Linked DNA regions of Mus musculus: region 2 is linked to region 1. Evidence: chromatin loops called from intact Hi-C (ENCODE). Cell type or tissue: heart. All regions are shown on one strand. Links, peaks and the distances in the headings refer to the core of each region. The heading gives the core; the rest is flanking DNA.

The links. Peaks named below come from ENCODE experiments on the same cell type or tissue, not always from the same donor. Only the 100,000 strongest peaks of a DNase experiment are listed, where the experiment ranks them.
Region 2: it touches region 1 in a loop (7-fold over the local background); 3 of 42 quality-filtered maps call a loop at or near these places.

Annotation. Positions count from the first base shown.
Region 1 is chrX:49,345,219-49,347,718 of GRCm38, forward strand. It overlaps Gm14696 (predicted gene 14696), which reads right to left and starts at 19. Exons shown (of 5, transcript NR_167731.1): 1 at 1-19. In heart, for the core only: a CTCF peak has its summit at 1,429 (motif pointing right); no DNase peak of the experiment used is centred there.
Region 2 is chrX:49,943,062-49,951,162 of GRCm38, forward strand. It overlaps the pseudogene Gm15033. Among named protein-coding and RNA genes, the nearest start is that of Olfr1322, 61 kb to the left of the region's middle. In heart, for the core only: a CTCF peak has its summit at 4,806 (motif pointing left); no DNase peak of the experiment used is centred there.

The DNA.
Region 1 (2,500 bases), core at 1-2,500:
ACCTTCTTTACTCACTGAACCATCTTTACAGCCCTAATGGATTTTAACAATTTTAATTCACTATAACATGGTCATTGCAATCATGAACACAGAGTAGCTGTGGACACTTACACACAACTGGGCCTATAGCTTTCCATCATAGATATGGGTGGGACTTCATGGGGGTACTCTAAAAGCTATTGGTAGTTGCTGGATGCTGGGAGAATGGCTGCCATTGTCTACACTGCAGTAAATAAGGTGCTACCCATACTTGTACAAGCAGTCCTAATTCAACTCACTGCTTACAAAAAAGGATCTGAAAGTGTTTCTTCTACTTAAAGGTGGATATCCCTATGGTCACTGAATTTCTTCATGCCCATCTTTCTCTATAACCTAAAGAGGATGCTGAGTTCCGAGAAAACTGTTACTTGCCAATATCAACATCTTGCCTATCTTGATGTGGTGTGTTAAGAACCGCACTTGGCCTCTGAATGCTCCCTGACAAAAAGCATGTGACTACAGTTTAAGCACCAGGCAAACATCAGGCATGTATCAGTTAACAGACATTACAGAAAATCTATAAAACACGTCTACAAAAATATTTAAACTGGCATGATAGTATATGCCAGTAATCCCAGCACTGAGCAAGTATAGGCAGGAGGTCCACAAATTCAAATGCAGCCTGAGCAAGAGAGTAAGATCTTGTCTGAAAAACAAAACAAAACAAAACAAAACAAGGCAACCCCCCCCCCCAACCCAACAAAACAATCTCACAAAACTTTTTAGGTTAAATCAAACAACAAACAACATTGCCAAGTCTGAGAAGCATTCATAAAGGAGTGCAAAGCCTAAGAGGGTAGGCTGGGTAAACATCCTGGAGGAGCCTGGATAAAATCCTGACAGCAAGGGACCTTAGCTCAAAATGAATGAAAATTGAATCGATTATGAATTTTATTTCATTAATTGTAACAAAAGACCGTACTACTTTGGGATGTTAATGACAGGGGGAATTGTGTGGTGTGTCTATGGAAGCTCCCAGTACTATCCAGCAGTTACAATACTAAAACTTTTTGCAACTTTTCATTAAAAAAAAAGCCTGCTAGTTTAAGCAGATAAACTGGTCTGAGAAGGAATAAACTCAGCTGCACTGAATTTTTAGTTCCAGAGTGCAGAATCAAGATCCTATTCATTTTTGTTTGTTTTTGAAGCACGTTTATTTTATGTTTTTCACATATCTCAAACTGTCCCGAAACTCTGTATGTATCCAAGAATGAGCTCATGTATCAAACAAAAGGCTTTTTGAATCCTAGGAACTACCATTTAAGCAAAGCAGCAAAGCCAGCTCCAGAACTCTATTGTTCTGTTCAATGCTTTGTTTTAAATAATTTCTTCTAAGGAAAACACCTGGTACATTAATATTTTTTAAAGGCAACATTTTAAATGACCACCAGAGAGCAGTATCTTCCCATATTTGTGACACTGGCCAATGTTTTGTGCCTTAGATATATATCCTTTGAATTAAATGAAAATGTTATACACATTGGTATAATAAAGCAAACTTGTGAACTTTTGTCAGAAAAAGAGCTTGCAAATTCATTCCATTATGGACCATTTTCTTAGGGTTATTATTTATTTATATTTTTTGTAAATGATAATAGTGTTTTCACACTTGGAGATTTGTTAACAAGAATAGAGCTTATATTATAAAGATTATAAAATATGTATCTGTTGGAGTTTTACATAGTAGTTAGATAAATCATGGTTTTTGAGACTTTTGAAATGTTCACATGTTCATATAGGAAATATAAAGAAATATTTGCATATGTAACACTGCCTATATTATTTATGTTTTTGTATACTTTGGAAAACAACAGTAGAGAAACTGCATGGTTTATGATGGTTATTTCATAGATTTGGGGTTAAAAGTGATCTTAATTTCTGCTTTATGAACTTATAGTTTCCCAATGTTTACACATAAAATATATTATTAAACTAATCAGAGAAGAATGCATGAGCCTGTATTTTGTAAGCCAATATTGTCTTTATACATTCTAAATTTATTTACTTTTTGAACAAACATTTACACTTTTTTATTGATAAGTAATTTGATCTTTGAGAAGGGAATTATAAGATGCCCTGGATGGTCTTTGATGGTTTCTACACGCAGAGCCTCACTCTCCAGCAAGCCCCAAGGAAATGATTGCAGAAAAAACAACAACAACAACAACAACAAAACCCAGCATCAGGCCAGGCTGCTGTTGTTCCTTTAGCTCCCGCTGAACTGTGGAGTCTCAAGGTCTGAGGTGGCATTCAATAGCTAATCAGTAGGATTTTTTTCCTCTCTTGCCATGAGGGGGAAAAATGATAGTTGTATTGGCTTTTGACTAAATCTTCGTGTCAAGATGACCTCTGGAAGACAGATGCTTTATCTTTCTGTGTGTGTTTTGATACAGCTTATGGTTTCTTCTTCCATGCCAAGTACATGATACCTACTTGAGCGGGAATCCCCACTCCTTCTCAG
Region 2 (8,101 bases), core at 3,445-5,944, 600 kb after region 1:
CATGTTTTGATAACTTCCATCCCCTTCAAAGAATAGTCTTGCCTTTCTTGTCTGTCACAACAGGGCTCATTATTTAGAACTTAAACAACATGTCCTGTAGAAAGTCTATTCCTGAATCTGTTGTCACTGTAGCTTGTAAACACTCATATTATTATACCTATCAGTTAAAATATAGCCACTGGTTTACATGCCTCTCTATTACTTAACTATTCAGGTTTTAAGGTCTGGAGATACATTATTTACTGCTCTATATCCTTCAGATTTGGCTATTTGATCTGGTATAGAGTCAGTGTCCAATGTAGTTACAGAGTTTATGAATGAATGAATTTTATGCATATTTCAGCATCTCTGAATCAGAAAAACAAATGGACAAGACAGAATGAGGAAGATTCAAAAGAAAGAGTGTATCAGGAGAATACTCAGTGGAAGAGTTTCTGTCCTTGGGAAGAAGGGGTTTTGTCTGGAGAAAACCAGGTTGTGTTAGAAGGAATAACTATTTCTAGCCAGACAGGCAGCCAAGAACAGGTTGTGGTCAAAGTGCTGATGGATGACAGCTGGAAGTATGGCTTGTAAACCAACTAAAAATGACATATCAATCTGAGCTGCAAAATAAATCACTGGGGCTCCAGAGGTTTTTGTTCTCTTTAAAATCTCACTCTACATGACCATATAATAAGAACACCTCACCTTGTTATAGCACTTTACAACTTGACACTCCACACAGTCATACACATGATCCCATAGAAACCTCCTAATAATCCTTCCAGTGATGGGAAAAAAAGAGGCTCTAGAAACTTCAGGGACTATCCCATTTTCACAAAGTTTATAAGTGGTCATCAAAGCACAAATAGGTCTTCAAATAAGGGAGAAGGGGGGAAACTAAGGTAAGAAAACCAAATGGCAAGAAAAAGAGAAAATCTACATCTTGCATGCATTGAATTTTATTCTAGATCTTACTCTCATTGTTGCTGTACTGTTTCTGCATGAGATTAGGGCCATAGATTGAAAATGACAGTGAGGAGACCCTAGGCTAATAGTATAATAGGGTAAAGGTCACTTTGCACTTAAAAGCCTTATATTGTTGATATCAATATCTATAGATAAATGAAGAAATTGAGACCCAGAATATTTAAATACCTTACCTAGAAATCTACAAGAGTTAAGTAAAATGAGTACTTCTTACTTGAATCAAACATCAATATAATTTAGACAAGAGCAGCCAGTTCTTTCCTACGTTGTTTTACGCTAAGAAACAATTTTATGCAAAAAAATCTTTCCCTCAACCAATGTCATGAAGCATTTCCCATGTTTTCCTCTAAGACAAGTGGGTCTTTTGTCTCTCAGTTCCATAATTAGCCCTATTTGAGATCATTTCTTGGTATAGTGAAACATAAAGGTCTTTACATAGATTTCTAATTCTTATAACACAATTTTTTAGAAGTCAGTTCCTCATTATATGTCCTTGGCATCTGTGTCAAAACAAGCAAACAGGGTGGGAATCCAGTGGGCTGGCTGGCAACTAGGCCTCTGTGGAAGTGAATCCAGCGGGAATCTGAGCCATCCAAGCCGCCACCATGATGGTGGGCAAGAGCAGCAAGATGTTGCAGAACATTGACTACAGGATGAGGTGCATCCTGCAAGATGGCCGGATCTTCATTGGGACCTTCAAAGCCTTTGACAAGCACATGAATTTGATTCTGTGTGACTGTGATGAGTTTGTGAAGATCAAGCCAAAGAACTCCAAACAAGCAGAAAGGGAAGTGAAGTCCTTGGTCTGGTATTGCTTTGCAGGGAGAACCTGGTCTCCATAACAGTAGAAGGACCTCCTCCCAAAGACACCGGCATGGCCACTTGTTGGAGCTCCTGGGGGACCAAGCATCAGCAGGGCTGCTGGCAGAGGAATCCCAGCAGGTGTTCCCATGCCCCAGGCTCCTGCAGGAATTGCTGAGCCAGTCTGAGATGTTGGAGGGCCATCCCAACAGGTAATGACCCCACAAGGAAGAGGCACTGTTGTAGCTATTGCAGCTGCAGCCACAGCCACAGCCAGTATTGCAGGAGCCCCAAGTCAGTACTGACCTGGTTGTGGGGGTCCTCCTCTATCTATGGGTCCAGGGTCCCCTACTCCAGGTATGATGGGCCAACCTCCTGGCATGCGGCCTCCCCTGGGGCTCCCTCCTGGCCAAGGAACTCCAATGGGCATGCCCCCTCCTGGGATATGACCTCCTCCTCCAGGAATGCCAGGTCTGCTTTGATCTTCTCACAGCATCACAGTTGGAAGCTCAGAGTTCCCCAGGGTCAGGTTTCAACAGACCTGTTTGTTATGCAGTTTATGGAGTCTCATTGGATTGTCTGGTTTCCCTTTCAGGGCTTCCTCCCTGGGAAATATGCCCTTCAAGGCCCTAGACTCATCTTGGTCCTCCTCAGCTTCTTGCCTGTTTCCTTCCCAAAAGGCTGTATATACACTGTCCTTTTTTTCCTCTGGCTTATGAAGCTGGTTTATAATAAACTAAGAGACTGTTATATAAAAACAAAACAAAACAAAACAAAAAAAACAAGCAAACAAATAGTTGGAAATGCACAGATTTATTTCTGGGTTCTCTGTTCCATTTCATTGTTCTGCATAGCTCCATATATACCAAATGTACCTTGTTGTTTTGTTATTTTATCTTTGCAATCTGATGTTAAACAGTGTTTCAACTCTGTTCTCTTTGCTCAAGATTGTGTTGCATACTTGAGGATTCTTTGTGATTCTATATAAATTTCTGTACAGATTGTCATTATTGCTTTTGTATGAATTGCATGAAATATGCAGAAAGAATCTGTAGGATTAGAAAAATATTTGTAAAAGAACAAAACACCCATGGAAGGAGTTACAGAGTCAAAGTTTGGAGCTGTGACGAAAGAATGGACCATCTAGAGACTGCCATATCCAAGGATCCACTCCATAATCAGCTTCCAAACGCTGACACCAATGCATACACTAGCAAGATTTTGCTGAAAGGTACCAGATATAGCTGTCTCTTGTGAGACTATGCCGGGGCCTGGCAAACACAGAAGTGGATGCTCACAGTCAGCTATTGGATGGATCACAGGGCTCCCAATGGAGGAGCTAGAGAAAGTACCCAAGATGCTAAAGGGATCTGCAACCCTATAGGTGGAACAACATTCTGAACTAACCAGTACCCTGAAGCTCTTGACTATAGCTGCATATGTATCAAAAGATGGCCTAGTGGGCCATCACTGGAAAGAGAGGGCCATTGGACACACAAACTTTATATGCCCCAGTACAGGGGAATGCCAGGGCCAAAAAAATGGGAATGGGTGGGTAGAGAAGTCGGGGGGAGGGTATAGGGGACTTTTGGGAAAGCATTGGAAATGTAATTGAGGAAAATACGTAATAAAAAATATTTTTAAAAAAAGAAAGAAAATCTGACATTGGTTCAATATGAAAATATAAACAATCCAGTAAAAAAATCTCTATAATAGTGCAAAAGTTGTACATAGAAACTTCTCAAAAGAAGAGATCCAACTAGGCAACAGACGTGAAAAGTGTTTGACTTCATTAGTTATCAAGCAAGTGAAAATCTAAACTACAATGATGCAATCAATGATATATTGTCTCAAACTTATTGGTGTGGCTATTGTCAAAAGCACAGAAGGTGAACTACTAAAATTGTGTAGAAAAACCAAGTTTTTGTACACTAATGATGAAACTCTAAACTAGTAGGACAATTATAGTTTGTAAATGTGTGATTACTATATGATCCAACAACCTCACTCACTAATTTCTCTCTCTCTCTCTCTCTCTCTCTCTCTCTCTCTCTCTCTCTCTCTCTCTCTCTGTGTGTGTGTGTGTGTGTGTGTGTGTGTGTGTGTGTATCTGTCTCTCCCGGTGTCTGTCCTCTTTCCCACTGTCTCTGTTTGTCTCTCTGTCTCTGTCTTTGTCTGTCTCTGACTCTCTCCCTTTCTGTGTGTAGTATAAACCAATTATGTTAAGAGATGATCTTCATGACCATATTCATCATTGCACTATTAACATTTGGTAACAGCCAAATTATGAATTCAGCCTAATGATGCACCTAATGGTCCTAAAAAGATAAATGGTATTTTTACATAATGGAATAGAATATTATTCAATCATTGGAAAATTAAGCACCCATCTTTGATGACATGAGAAAATGTCTGCGGTGTTAGGTGTTGGGTGAAATAGGGCAGTCATAGATAAATACCACATGATCTCACTTATATGTAAAACTGGGAAACATGATCCCATAATAGAGGGTATTATAGTATTTACTACAGGCTGATGATTAGATACAGGGAGAGATGGATGATATAAGTCATTAAAGATACATAATTATAGTCATGATTAATACATTTCAGAATGTCTATTGTACAGCTAGGTGACTGCAGTTAGTGATAGTATGTTGTATTTTTGAGAAACGTGAAAAATATCAACATTATGATTTTTCATCACAAAAATGAGTTGGTAAAAGAACCATTAATTAGCTACACTGAAGTAATCAGTTTTATATATATATATATAAATATGCATGCAGAGGGGGAAACATGTTGTACATGGAAACTAAAAAGTAAATGCACTGAAAATTCTATCTTAACATATGATCTGGGATGCATAGTACTTCTTATGAAAGTAAAGAGCAATTTCAGAGAGTAATTCTGCATAGGCATAAAGTAATAATGAAAGTCACAGTGCAAGAAAGTGAGGTGCAACTTGAATTTCATTGAGCAGCACTTAAGTGAGAGTGAACATTGCCCCAAGCACTGGGGATAAGTACTGAGGAGAGCGGCATCTGCTGGACAGTTAGAAAAGAACCCCCAAACTGTTGGTGTGGCAGATACCTTGAAAGCAATACAAACTTCTCTAAACTACAGGGCTGAAGGGACTCATTCTTCCTCCTAAGGTTTTGTGATTTAAGAGATGCCACATACTTGGATGGTAACATCAAGTGAGGGCCTTTCAGGTACAGGGAAATTGAATTGCTGATTGCTGGGCTGTGTTATGAAAGAAGGCAAGTCACAGGTTATCATCAGCTCCCTGCAGGCTCCACTCTGAAAACAATGATAACTGGCTAAGAGACCTTGAGATAAGAACAAGAGAAGAAATGAGAGATGAGATAAGCAAATATAAATTCATAAGAAGTATGCTTTTAGATTAGGTTTGTTTATTGAAAAATTAATACATGCAGTTCACACAAAACCTCCAGGGTACAAATAAGTACAATGTAAGCCAAACTTCCTCTTTGCATGGAAATATGTATGTAAGTAGTCTTTGTCATCAAAATTGAGATTGCAATGTACACACCATTGTGTACAACGGGTACTTTATGAACCTCAAAGAATTAAAATTGTAAATAGTTTTGTTGCAGCACATTTAAATCACCTTTATTACCTTTATTGGTTATCATTTCAACATAGAAATACAGGCTCATTAATTTAACCTATCCCCTTATGAGGCCCATTTAACCTCATCCCATATTTCATTCACACAAGCAGCACTGTAAGTAATACCCTTGCACTTGTATACACTTGCATACCACCGGGAAATTACTAAGTCAAGGGTAAATTTTAAATACTTGTTTTCATATTGTTAGATCTTACAGACTTGTGTTCTGCAAAGGGATTGAATAATCCCACCTCCAAGGTATGAATGTCCATTTCTACTAGTTCCAAGTCTCTATCTTTTCCTCCTCTTTTCTGATAAGATGAAGGAAAAGGATAGCTCATGATTGTTTTAACTTAAACTGCTCTCGTCATTTGTGAGATATGACAGTATTTTGCGTGTTTATTAATTATGTTCAGGTGATATTTTTTTCTTATATTTTCTCTATGTGCATGTATTCATTCTACAGTTTATTTGTAAGAGATTCTCTCATACTAACTTATTCCACTGTTATTTAGAACAAATTGTTGATCATATTGGATTGATACTCACCAGTTGTAATGAAGATTTTTTTTAAAAAAAATCAACTTCTGTGTCTATTATATTTTTGTGGAAAAGTTTGTATAGTTAAATTAATCAGTTTATCCCTTTTTTGTTTTCTGGACTATAGCTCTCTAGAAAAGCTCATTTTGCTTCCAGGTTATGTGAATTTTAATAGATTTACTTTATTTTATTTTATGTGCTTCAATTAGTCTATTACAGCAATGTGCCTGTTGTCTAAGGATTCAGAAGATGATGTTGAATCCTCTGAAACTGAAGCTATGGGTGGTTTAGAGCTGACATCTGGTTTGGGGAAGTCAGACTAGGGTCTCTGAAAGAACAATTGCTTTTAACAACTGAGCCATCTCTCATGCCCCAATTCTCCTAGTGTCTTCATTACACTGCTCTCCATTTCACTTGAGTAGGACCTTGAATATTCTCTACTCTATGAACTTAATTTATCAATAGTCTCTACTCTATGAACCTAATTTATGAACCTAATTTTTCAATCCATGTACCAGGACCACTGTTTTAATCATGAGAGATTTATAGTTCCTTTGAGCAAAAGAAATTTTCTTCCAACATTTCCTCCATTTTCCACCATTTAATTTTCCTCTTAAAATTTTTGACCTGAGGGCAGCTATGTATGGTATGAGAAACTTAATTTTGTAGTCCTGGTGAATTTATGAATATTGGTTGAGAATCTACAACCACCACTTTACTAAACCAGCCTAATACCTAACAACAAGTGATAAATATTTTTATACCCACAGATAAGGGCAATTGTCACTGCATCAACAAAATTTCTCTCTGCAACAGGTGGAAAACATCAAACAAACCCACAAACAACCAAAATACAGAGTTGTGGAGCCCAGTCCCACAACTGTGTCTACAGCACAACTCCTGCACCAAAGACTCTGGATCATTGCTGAAGAGGGGCAGAAAGACGGTAAGACCCAGGGTATCATGGAATTTGCTGTGAGACTGTGTCTCCTAGTAATGCCAGATACCACATCCATAAAGCCTCATCAACATGACTGAATAAATGTGAGTTGAACAAGGTTGACACCAATGGAAATGCCGAAATGGACAGGGAAAAGCCTCAACTCTATACAAAGAACTATGCATAATTGAGGAATGCTGGGAGTGGAAGAGATGGTTTTCCCCAGAGAAAAGCACACCAATTGATTGCTGTCAAATGCTCAGCCCTGAAAACATAGCTACAAGGAACATTATATGGGCTGAACAGATTATATATTTAGGAATCTATATGTAGATATACACACACGTGTGTGTGGAAAAACAATTAGTGAAAAAGAAAAGGAGAGGAGAGATGCGATTATCTTGTAATCTCAGATATAAAATAAAAACAGGCACAAGTCCCTTCCGCTCGACTCGAGACTCGAGCCCCGGGCTATCTTGCCAGCAGAGTCTTGCCCAACACCCGCAAGGGTCCACACGGGACTCCCCACGGGACCCTAAGACCTCTGGTGAGTGGACCACAGTGCCTGCCCCAATCCAATCGCGCGGAACTTGAGACTGCGGTACATAGGGAAGCAGGCTACCCGGGCCTGATCTGGGGCACAAGTCCCTTCCGCTCGACTCGAGACTCGAGCCCCGGGCTACCTTGACAGCAGAGTCTTGCCCAACACCCGCAAGGGCCCACACGGGACTCCCCACGGGACCCTAAGACCTCTGGTGAGTGGATCACAGTGCCTGCCCCAATCCAATCGCGCGGAACTTGAGACTGCGGTACATAGGGAAGCAGGCTACCCGGGCCTGATCTGGGGCACAAGTCCCTTCCGCTCGACTCGAGACTCGAGCCCCGGGCTACCTTGCCAGCAGAGTCTTGCCCAACACCCGCAAGGGCCCACACGGGACTCCCCACGGGACCCTAAGACCTCTGGTGAGTGGAACACAGCGCCTACCCCAATCCAATCGCGTGGAACTTGAGACTGCGGTACATAGGGAAGCAGGCTACCCGGGCTTGATCTGGGGCACAAACCCCTTCCACTCCACTCGAGCCCCTGCTACCTTGCCAGCTGAGTTGCCTGACACCCGCAAGGGCCCACACAGGATTCCACACGTGATCCTAAGACCTCTAGTGAGTGGAACACAACTTCTGCCAGGAGTCTGGTTCGAACACCAGATATCTGG